Regions from separate parts of the Homo sapiens genome. Here region 2 is linked to region 1. A link is a contact called in ENCODE Hi-C or POLR2A ChIA-PET data. All regions are on one chromosome and are shown on one strand. Each heading gives the region's core, a stretch centred on a gene start or an enhancer-like site at or near the end of the contact. The rest is flanking DNA. Distances are from core to core; before and after follow the strand shown.

Evidence for each region. A loop is a pair of places that touch in the nucleus more often than their neighbours do. ChIA-PET counts read pairs that join two places held with the same protein, here RNA polymerase II (POLR2A). Pooled maps may share reads with other maps.
Region 2: a pooled map shows a loop between it and region 1 (2.4-fold over the local background). The contact joins the enhancer-like site here to the promoter of ERN1 in region 1. A Hi-C loop is called at or near these places in 10 of 168 maps with a recorded cell type or tissue (B cell, PC-9, breast epithelium and 7 more), 4 of 37 single-sample maps with no recorded cell type and 22 of 50 pooled maps. POLR2A ChIA-PET finds 5 or more read pairs at or near these places in 35 of 52 experiments (AG04449, AG04450, BJ and 26 more).

What each region holds. Positions count from the first base shown.
Region 1 is chr17:64,126,072-64,131,449 of GRCh38, forward strand. It overlaps ERN1 (endoplasmic reticulum to nucleus signaling 1), which reads right to left and starts at 4,073. Exons shown (of 22, transcript NM_001433.5): 1 at 3,905-4,073. The coding sequence starts at 3,958. RefSeq lists silencers at 3,584-4,033, 4,124-4,253 and enhancers at 4,674-4,873, 4,924-4,973.
Region 2 is chr17:64,214,281-64,219,274 of GRCh38, forward strand. The region is part of intron 1 of TEX2 (testis expressed 2); the gene reads right to left. Among named protein-coding and RNA genes, the nearest start is that of TEX2, 46 kb to the right of the region's middle. RefSeq lists enhancers at 1,929-2,761, 2,360-2,559, 2,762-3,593. Within about 2 kb of position 2,956, at least 24 of the 41 ENCODE cell types and tissues checked have a DNase peak (open chromatin) inside an H3K27ac peak, as active enhancers do; they include B cell, GM12878, endothelial cell of umbilical vein and 3 more, where a contact is called at or near this core.

The sequences.
Region 1 (5,378 bases), core at 2,823-5,322:
AGAAAGGAAAAAAAAAACTGCTTCTGGGAAATATTTCCAACCAGTAGTTTATTATTCACAAACTGTGATTCACCAGTCCTATTTTTTAAGCCAGCATCACGCTCTAATCATATTCCTAGGTTACAAGCCCAGTTATTTGTGCATAATAAAAACTGAATCCATTAAGATGATACATTAGGCTTTTCTTCCCTATGTCATCTCTTTAGGGAGACATTTGATTATAAAACCTACAAAATATTGAACCTACATATTACTTTGGATCCCGAAACCAAAGAGGTTTCCTATGAAAATGAAACAGTTATCCAAGGATTCTTTCACCTGAAAAACGGAGTCCAAATCTGGGGCAGGCAAATAATGAAACCCTCAGACCTATGCAAGTGACACTATTCCATCCAGACATGAAGAAACTTTAATGCGGCTCACTAGATTTATGTTCGGAAATATGGGCTATTGTTGAACTCTCTCTCGAATAACTCTCAGATACATTTTTCTCCTGTGCTCTGAGAAGCTACATTACTGCAGAAGGCTGAATAGGCAGGCAAGTTAATGAAACAATACACATGTGCACAACTACAGTTTAATTTCATGATCAGCAGCCCTGATAACAAACTCAATGAACATTCTACTTATGGCCTCAGTATAAACACTTGATATCGCCTATTAGGATAATTAATGCAGGTGATCACTGTCAGAATAAATGATAAGCAAAGACATTGCTAGTTAAGACTCATCTATCAGATTACAGTGTTTCTATACACACATGATCCTCAGTTCTCGGTGACTTTTTAAAAACCTCCCTCTAAAACCAAAATATTGGCTAAATGAAAGAAATCTGATATCTTATAGCTTTTAAAAAAAAAGGTACTTTGCCTCACATTGTACTGATCTCTTTGGTAATTGAGAGATGTGGCACCTAAATAACCATAAAATGAGGACTGCTGACAGTGATGATGTAACCCTAACCAACTCTAGGAGCAAGATATAGGTCTAGGAAGAAAGGAAAAACTCACTGACTAAATAAGCACATTCTGGATTAACAAAAGACAGCCTCAAGTGCTTAATAATACCAATGTTATTGCGTTTTGGATCTGGTAGCCTAAAGTCTCAACTCATAATGAGTCAATGTCTGGCTCAATAAGACACACACTGAAAGAAAATCACAGTATTGCCTCCAATGCAATAGTTACTACATCAATCAAAAAGAAATATCAAAAACTATTTCTTGCAGAGGCATAGTATAACATTCAAAAAATGATGGCTTAGAGTAAAAAGCATCTTTGGAGCATAAAGAGAATTTACATTTATTATCTATTAAGCACGTGTGAAGGTGGTGCCTTCTTTCACATGTTAGCTGTCCCCATTTCACCTATCAGGAAGGAGTCTCTAAGAAGTAAAATCATGGCCGGGTGCGGTGGCTCATGCCTGTAATCCCAGCATTTTGGAAGGCCAAGGTGGGTGGATCACTTGAGGTCAGGAGTTCGAGACCAACCTGGCCAACATGGTGAAACCACGTCTCTACTAAAAATACAAAAATTAGCCGGGTGTAGTGGTGGGCTCCTGTAATCCCAGCTACTCGGGAGGCTGAGGCAGGAGAATCGCTTGAACCCGGGAGGCGGAGGTTGCAGTGAGCTGAGACCACACCATTGCACTCCAGCCTGGGCAACAAGAGCGAAGAAACTCCATATCAAAAAAAAAAAAAAAAAGAAGTAGTAGTAGTAGTAGTAAAAGAATATGCCTAGGGCACAGCTAGCAAGTGACCAGTTAGAACTCAGGTTTGTCTGATTTTATACCCACTGCGTTCTGCACATCACTGTTGCCTGGTTTAACTGCAAACTTTGCTATGAGTTTCATTTACAATTTTAAAATAATAATTCTTACTATGTTTGGGGGTAAAAACCCTTGGGAGAAAATTCTAGGAGTGAAATTCTGACCTTTCTTTTTTTTTTTTGAGACAGAGTCTTGCTCTGTCACCCAGGCTGGAGCACAGTGACTCCATCTCTGCAACCTCTGCCTCCCAGGTTCGGGTGATTCTCCTGCCTCAGCCTCCCCAGTAGCTGGGATTACAGGCCTGCGCTACCACGCCCGGCTAATTTTTTTTTTTTTTTTTTTTTGTATGTTTAGTAGAGACAAGGTTTCACCATGTTGGCCAGGCTGGTCTCAAACTCCTGACCTCAAGTGATCCACCCACCTCAGCCTCCCAAAGTGCTGGGATTACAGGCATGAGCCACCGGGCCCGGCCTGACCTTTCACCTAAATATAGTTACGCTAAACTATAACCTTTTGATAAGGGTCTGGAATATTTTATCATGAACTCTGAGAAGTTTGGATTTCTAAATACAAATTGGAAATATTTACACGAACTGAAACTATAGTTCCAACTACAGCTAAATCGTTATTTTTGGCTCTTTAGCCTAAGTTATTCAATAACCAAACACTAGAATCCAGTGACAAAGTAGCAAAAGGAAAGATGTGGCAAAGGAAACCATTATACACCTATCCCTTGACGTTATGAAATGATCGAATTCATGTCAAACATTTGGTCATTCTGCTTATACCTTCGTTTGTGAACAGATGCCAGGCAGTAGTTACCAATCCAAGGTGAGGTGCTCAAGTTCAAAACCTGACCTTAGTTGTAAAAGTGGGGTTTTTATTTGAAAGAAAAACTTAACTTCCACAAGTTCTATTATAAAGAGTCTACAAATTTTCCTTTATTTAAAAAAAAAAACCCTGAATTTGAAAAAGGCAACCTTATTTATTTACTTCTCCTGTTTCCAAATTCTTGTTACTCCAAGAGTACAGACAGTTATTTACCTAAAATGCAAAACCTCCAAAGAGTTCACACGGTGGCTGGCACTCAGGCACACACATGTCAGTGCTCTACTGGGACACCTGGTACATGATATCCCTATTAAAGAGTACACAGTACCTTTAAAGAGGTCATTAAACAGAACACGGACAAATTTGCCACGCTCACATCCTGAACAATACATTTTGTGAAAAACATTCGCTAATTTAGGTTCTTCCAACCAGAAGAAAAAAAAAAGCCAAGTCTCCCACAAAGTGCCCCCAAATCCACAGCTGAGTGAAGGTCATAAAGAGTTAAATGAATGTAAACCAGGCCCTATCATTCGTCTCCTCCAGAAAAAGATGAAAAGACATTTCTGATGGCCCCAGGTGCTCTCCCACGAGGAGACAGTCTTTCATTTGAGGTTCTGAAGCGGCCTCACCTCGAACCCATGCGGGATCTTCCAAGAGTGCAATTCCCACAGCTCCACTTGCTCAAGGAAGTCTCGGTGCACAGAAGGAAGCCTGCAGCCTCCCAGTACCAAGAAACCGGCAGGGCAAGTGGCAGAAGCCAGCTCTCGGGTGAGAGTCCTTACTCCCTGTTGCATTCGTTCCCCAAAGTTTTCGAATTTTTAAAAAGTTCAAACAAGGATTCGAAGCGCAGGACAGACCCTTCCCCTGGATCCCAACGCCCTTTCGGCTCCTCCGCGGCCCCCGCCAGGCAGCGCCGGCGCCCGCCCGCGAGGAGGAGGGTCCCGCAGGTGGGCGGCCTCCTCAGGCCGGGGCCTTCTGGGACCCCCAAGTGCCGTGCAGGACGCCACGAAGTTGCGCCCGAGCCCGCGGGGTCCGGGGAGCCGCTGCCCGTGACAGCCGCGCTGGCTTGGGAGGCTCTTCGGGCGGCCGACGCCTCGGTGGGGCCGCGACTCCCGTCAGGGAAGCTCTCCCGGCCCGGTGCCGCCTCCTACGCCCGGCCCGAGCCTCCCACGGCTGGGCTCACGGGGCATCTGGCCGCCGCCGTCGCGCTCCCAGCTCGGACTCCAGCCCCGGCGCCGCGACGCTGCCCCGGCCCCGACCCGGCCGTCGCGAGCTGTCCTCCACCCCACGCTCCCCGGTCACTCACCCCGAGGCCGGGCAGCAGCAGCGTCAGCAGCAGCAGCAGCCGCCGGGCCGGCATGGCGAGGACTCGGCCCTGGCTCCGGGGGCGGTACGGACAGAGGACGGGGCGGGGGCGCCGCGACGACAGCGAGGCGGTGACCGAGCCTCAGCGGACGCAGAACTGACTAGGCAGCGGCGGCACCCCCATTCCCGGCCCTATAAGCGCTGGGTGCCGCGGCTTCTTCCGGTCGGGGCGGAGTTGCGGGCGGGGACGGGGCGGGGCCAATCTAGGGGCGTGTTCGGGGCGGAGATGGGGGCGGGCCGAGGGCGTGCCCCGGGCGGGGATGTGGGAGGGGCTGGCTCGGGGCGGGGCCGAAGGCGGTGCTGGCATCTGGCTGGCTTCGCTCATGAGGCGTCGGCGGCTGTAAAGGACCAGGCCTCGGCATCCAGCGTCTGGGGGCGCTGGGGGATCGAGGCGCGAAGCTTGTCTGTGGCTGGGAAAGACCGGCAATGCCCCACCAGGCCGTCCCATTAACCCTGCCGAGGGACCTGCCGCGTCAGACTTCATCGGGGAAAAGGGCGGGACACGGGCGGTCCCGGGTGCCTAGAAGCCTCCTTTTCGTCTTTCCGCCGTGGTGGAATCATCCGCAAGGTTTACCGAGGCGACCTCCGGAGCGAAGGTTTCAGCAGCTACCGGAGGCTTCCAGCAAACACGGCGCAGCTGCCCCGCGCGGCAGTCGCAGTGTTCACAGCCCTAGGGTTCTCCAGCTGTGCCTCGTCTTCTCTGGGGCCCCTTTCTTCCTTTTCCTTGCCCTCAGGAATTCCCCTCAAGTCATATCCACCAGCCATCACTTCCGCTTGGAATGAACCACGGCCAAGTCACTCACCAAAAATTATAAGGAGGAAACCATTTCGGCCACTTGTGTCACGTGCGTTGATGTGACACGTGTGGATGTGAAGTTTGAGATGGTCTGCGTCACAACTCGTTGGAGGGAGTGGGTGGGTTGAGGCCTCCTGCAAGGTCTATGTGAGGGTGTGGAGTACTAATTAGAGTTAAAGAGCTCGGCAGCTGTTTGGTCACTGGCACTGGCCTCCACTGAGAGGGACATGGGTAGGGAGGACACGTCTTTTGCAAGGAAAGACAGTAAACTGAGATTTGGAGCCCAGGGAAAGGTATCTAACTTATCCTAGGAGAAAAAGAAAACGGCTATGAAATTCTCTAATTTTTCCTGACTTGCTTATATGAGAGCCTAAGATTTTTCAGGTTTGAAGGAAAAGAATAAGCACTCCTAGACAAAACAACAAAGTAGTAGTGGGGGACTGGCCAAATGTCCAGTCTGTGTGCATTGTGGTCAATCTTATCCAACTAAAACAGACCAAAATGACAGTAAGCCCAAATCCTGCAAATAGAGCTCCCCATTCCTAACCCCCTAGGCCTGGATTACAGTGAAGGGACTAAGTCCTACCGCATGCTGGAGACTCCAACACATCTCTGTAAG
Region 2 (4,994 bases), core at 1,706-4,205, 87 kb after region 1:
TTTCTCCACAGGAGACGCTGTCATTCGCAGATAGGAGCACAGATGAAGCTGTTTAAGTGGTGATTATGCTTTTACTTGGCAGATGTCCACCGTTTTTCACTTCATTGGGTTTAATGGTTTAATTTTCACTAAATTCCAGTTAGGCATTCTCTTTTATGAGCAAACTACATAACCAATGTTATAAATGCCATACAATCTGTCTTACTTCACAACACCTGAGTAATCATTTCCTCCCTTTTAACTGGTTAATTTCTACCAACAATTTTCTATCTTAAGCCTTAAAATACCTGAACAATAGATGTTACCAGCATTGCTTGAGAAGCCCAACAGGATAAAATGTAGCATCCTGTTGAGTTTGAGGATCTTGGAACAAAAATTTCACTAGGAGTCTTGTAGCTGTAACAAGCTAACCCAGGAGGGGTATTGCGTTCACTGCAATTTTCACAGCAATCCTAACAATTATTTGGCCTGCATCTCCCAACTTCCTGCTATTGCAAGTAAGTAGCAAAGTATCCAAATGTGGAAATCTGTAAACTAATTGCCATGGTCTGTTGGCCTCCTCAAATGGTAGGTACCATAAGACCAGAGTATTTAGGCAGCCATGAAGACATGAGGCAGCCATGAGGACATGGCCACGTTCTGAGGCATCAGGATAAAGCAAACATATTTTAAACTGAATGCAAGATTCATGTGTCAGGAAAATGAAGTATCACTGCTGTAACCCACCACCAACCAAGAACTCTACCAAGGACTGTGGTGAGAGATGTGGAAGCTATGCTTTCTGCCCTTCTGGAGCTTAATAGCTGATTGCTTCTTTCTGGAGCTTAGCTGGAACGAAGTCAGAAGCCTGAAAAGCTGGGCAGCAAAACAAGATGCCACGCCCACCTTGTGACATGGTACAGTCATCTCTCTTTATTCACTCATGGCCCATTTACTGGGCACTAGCCCTACTATGTAAAAATTAAGACCACACCTGGACAGAGACCATGTAAAAAGAGCCAAGACACAGGGCACGCTTCAGAAGTTCTGAGGAGGATGACACCAGTGTGGGAGGTGGGACATCCAACGGGTCTTTGGAACTGATGGGTGAGTTGTAGTGGGATGAGCATGATTAGGCAGAGGGAAGGGACAAGGGCATAAAGATGGCAATGGGCATGGTGTGTGCAGCCACCTGGCTCTATTCTGTTTCCAGGACAGAGGGTGAGTGTGGGGAGCAGTGGGAGGCCATTGAGACAAAAGGGGCATCGTGGGGCAGTGGAAAGAGCACCCAGCTTGGGCCCAGGACATAGGGCTTCTAGTACTTGTCTTTCTACAGCTGACTCTGTGGGACTTTGAACAAGCCAGGGCCTCTCGATGTCTCAGTATCTTGGTCTGTAAAATGGAGGTAGATCCACAGTCCTTTCCAAATTTAAAACGCTACACGTTTATGTTTACAGGTGACTGTATCCAACCCAACACAATACGCTTACAAGTAATCTACCACAATCGACATTATGTGGCTTGCTTATTTCTTTAATTTGAAGAGCTCCTAATTTAAGCCTTCTGCTAAATATTCAGGTTCAAAATGCTGGCAACTGATATTACCAACAAGAGAAATCATAAAATGGGTAGGGGAATAAGGGGGTTTGGGAAACAGTGATCCTGGATCACTAGAAGGAGGAAATATTCCAAGGATGACAAGAATTACATTCAAGGGCCCAGCTGCAACATGGACTCAAGCTGAAACTACACAATTTCAGTATCAAATATTTGAGAGAAGTTACCGTAAAAACTTTCACACACAGTTCTGTCCAGGCTCATTTGTGACCCTCAGGCTTTCCTATCCTGAATCCAGGAAAAGGGAATGATCTCTATCCACCAACAAAGCAATTTAAATCCAGGAACTGGCAGCAGCCAGAAAAACACAGCCTCGGGTCCAGGACAATCCTTCCCTGTTATCTTAAGCTAAGGAATTTGTAGGCTTAGTAAGAAGAAAAATATCAGAAGCAACATATGTTTTTCATTTAACTATCACCTAGTTTTATAAGGGCAATTTAAAAAGAAAATTATAGAGGTAATTTAAAAAGAAAAGTTTGGTATTTGATAATTCTCAGTGGGCTGAAAAACTCATTTAAGTTGCTTTCATAACATAAAAGGATGATATGTAAGGCTCTGCTGTTCTGAGGCTGCTTCACCCACAGCGGTGGCTATAAATGAAGGTAACTGTGGGCACAAGTCCAAGTACAAAGTGCATGATTTTGAGGTTGAACAGAGTGAATCGGTCCTTCAGGAACCAAGGCAAGAGTGGAGAGGCCCGTCTGCAGTTGAGGATAAGAAGGCCTGGGAATCTAAGGGCAAAGTTAGGCCCAGCCTAGCGCCAAAGGGTGAAAACAGCAATGCGTTCAGAAGCCTGCGGTCTCAGCAGTCAGGCCAGGCCCCAGGGAACAAAAAGCTGGCACCTGCTCAGGAAGCAGAGTTATTTTTCGTGTGGAGGTCACCAGGACCCTGCTTGCCTAATCCTCCACACACTTGGGCCCCCTGACTGGCCAGGTAAAGCGACCTCTGATCAGACTGGGCGGACAGAGCTGAAGGTGGGCCCCAGGGAGAGCTGGGTGTCAGGTGGCCAGATGGGGGCAGGCTCTGGCTCACTGTTGTTATTGTCCTCCAGGGCTCACTCAGACAGTGGCCTCAGAGGTTCACAGTAAATGCCCCCAAACCCACACTAACCAAAGCCTGGTTCCACTTCTCTAGATTTTTACTAAAATAAGCCACACGAGGCCGGAGCATCACTACTGCTCTTTAAATACAAGAAAATGTCCAGGCTTCTGTTTGCTCATCTGCAAAATGAGGGGATTAGGCTAGATAAACAAAGGCTGCTTCCAGGCCCCAAACTGCTGGGTAATTGAGTGTGCTAGAACCAGAGACCATGGTTTGGGCTCTAGACAACCTATCAAGTGGTCACTGCCTCTGCCTCCTCCTGGGGACCACTTCAAGTTCCCTCTTCTCTCTGTCCTCCCAGTGGCTGGCTGCTAAGGCCAACTGAGCCGACCCTCCCACAGCCACAGCCATGCAGGACAGCCAAGGCCAAGAGGAAGGACCTGACTGACACCCAGGAAGACTACATGGTTTGTCCAAGGGCACAGCACTGACAACATGGGCTTCCTGACACTGAGGCCCGATGCCCGGCAGGGTGCCTTTTCAAACATGCCACACACGCTCTTTATTCCTGCTTTGTCCCAGCTTTTGTACCTGCCCTCTGTGCTCCGTCATGGACAGCTCACTTACAAGCTAAGACCTCAGTTCTCAACCAGCAGCATGTGACTGGCCGCACTGAGAAATGAAAGGTCTCATTATCCATCTGACAATCTGGTACCATATAAAATGGCTAGCCTCCTGCCCTCTACTCCTGAAACTCAATTATACCCAGGCTCAAAAAAAGAGACAAGCTTCTCTCAAGCCCTCAGGAACTGAAAGGCCAAAAAAGAAAGCTTCCTTCTCAACAGTCTCTTTTTCCCATAGTTCCAGCAGACTACAAAGCCCTTGGGTTTTAACACTGACCCCCCAAGCCTTGTGATGGGAAGGAGAGCTGTAGCTCATGTTGTCGCCAGGCTCCCATAGGTATGATTTCGTGCTGGAGAGGTGTTTAAGCAAAAGTCTGACATGATCAAAGTGGTACACAAAATTAATCACGTCCCGTCCCAGAATGGATGAGGGTGGCAGAGGCAACATGGAAAAACAGGTCTGGAGTCTGGTTGTCTGGGAAGGCAGGCTCCATTATCAGGCTCACAATTCTGCTGAACACAACTAACAATGAATACATTGAAAAAAAATTTCTGAATGGCTGGGCACGGTGGCTCACACCTGTAATCCCAGCTACTAGGGAGGCTGAGGCACAAGAATTGCTTGAATCCATGAAACAGAGGTTTCAGTGAGCTGAGACTGTGGCACTGCACCCCAGCGTGGGTGACAAAGTGAGACTCTGACTCCAGAAAAAAAAAAGTCTGAAAGGCTTTGAAGCTTCAAGAACTGAGCAAGGAATAACAGTACAGAAACTAAAGAAAACAGGAACCCCGAGGTATGAGCTCTAGAGAAGCCACCTTGCCCTCAAGCATTGGCCTAGCCTAGTCTGGCAAAGGACACTTTCACTTTTTTTTTTTTTTTTTTTTTTTTTTTTTTAAAGACAGAGTCTTGCTCTGTCACCCAGCCTGGAGTGCAGTGGCACAATCTCGGCTCATTGCAACCTCCGCCTCCCAGGTTCAAGTGATTCTCCTGCCTCGGGCTCCCCAGTAGCTGGGACTACAGACGCCCGCCACCACACCTGGCTAATTTTTGTATTTTTAGTAGAAATGGGGTTTCACCATATTGGCCAGGCTGGTCTTGAACTCCTGACCTTGTGATCCACCAATCTTGGCCTCCCAAAGTGCTGGGATTACAGGTGTGAGCCACCACACCCGGCAGCCTTTCACTTTAACAGCCTCCTGAGCAGAAGTCAACATCCAGGGCTGGCCAGCGTGGAACACCAACTGGAGACTCTTCCTCAAGGAGCCGGGACCCCAAAGGACTACAGCTACTAGGTAACAGGTGAACCAGAAGCAAACCAGGCCTCACTTAGACTGGAGGCCTAGGTTTGCCTCCTCTGAAAGAACCAGGGAATCTCAACCATGAGCTTCTTCCAAGGTGGTCTTGGACCAGAAATACCTCCAGGGACCTGGCAGAAGAAATTCTCTCCCCACGAAAGCAAAGCACTTTCACCCGAAGCCTCAAGTTATTCCGAGAAATACTTTCTCAAATACAATGAATGGTAAGCACATAACCAAAGGTAACCAAGCAGATGAGGAAACAAGACTAAGGACCAGCAGAAATAGAATATAACAGAAAAATAAGGACTTCAGATAATGGAATTATCAGGCATAGATTTGTTTTTACAAGTATGCATCAAGATGAGTTTAAAATACCTACAGGGAGTCCAGGCACAGTGGCTCACGCCTGTAATCCCAGCACTTTGGGAGGCTGAG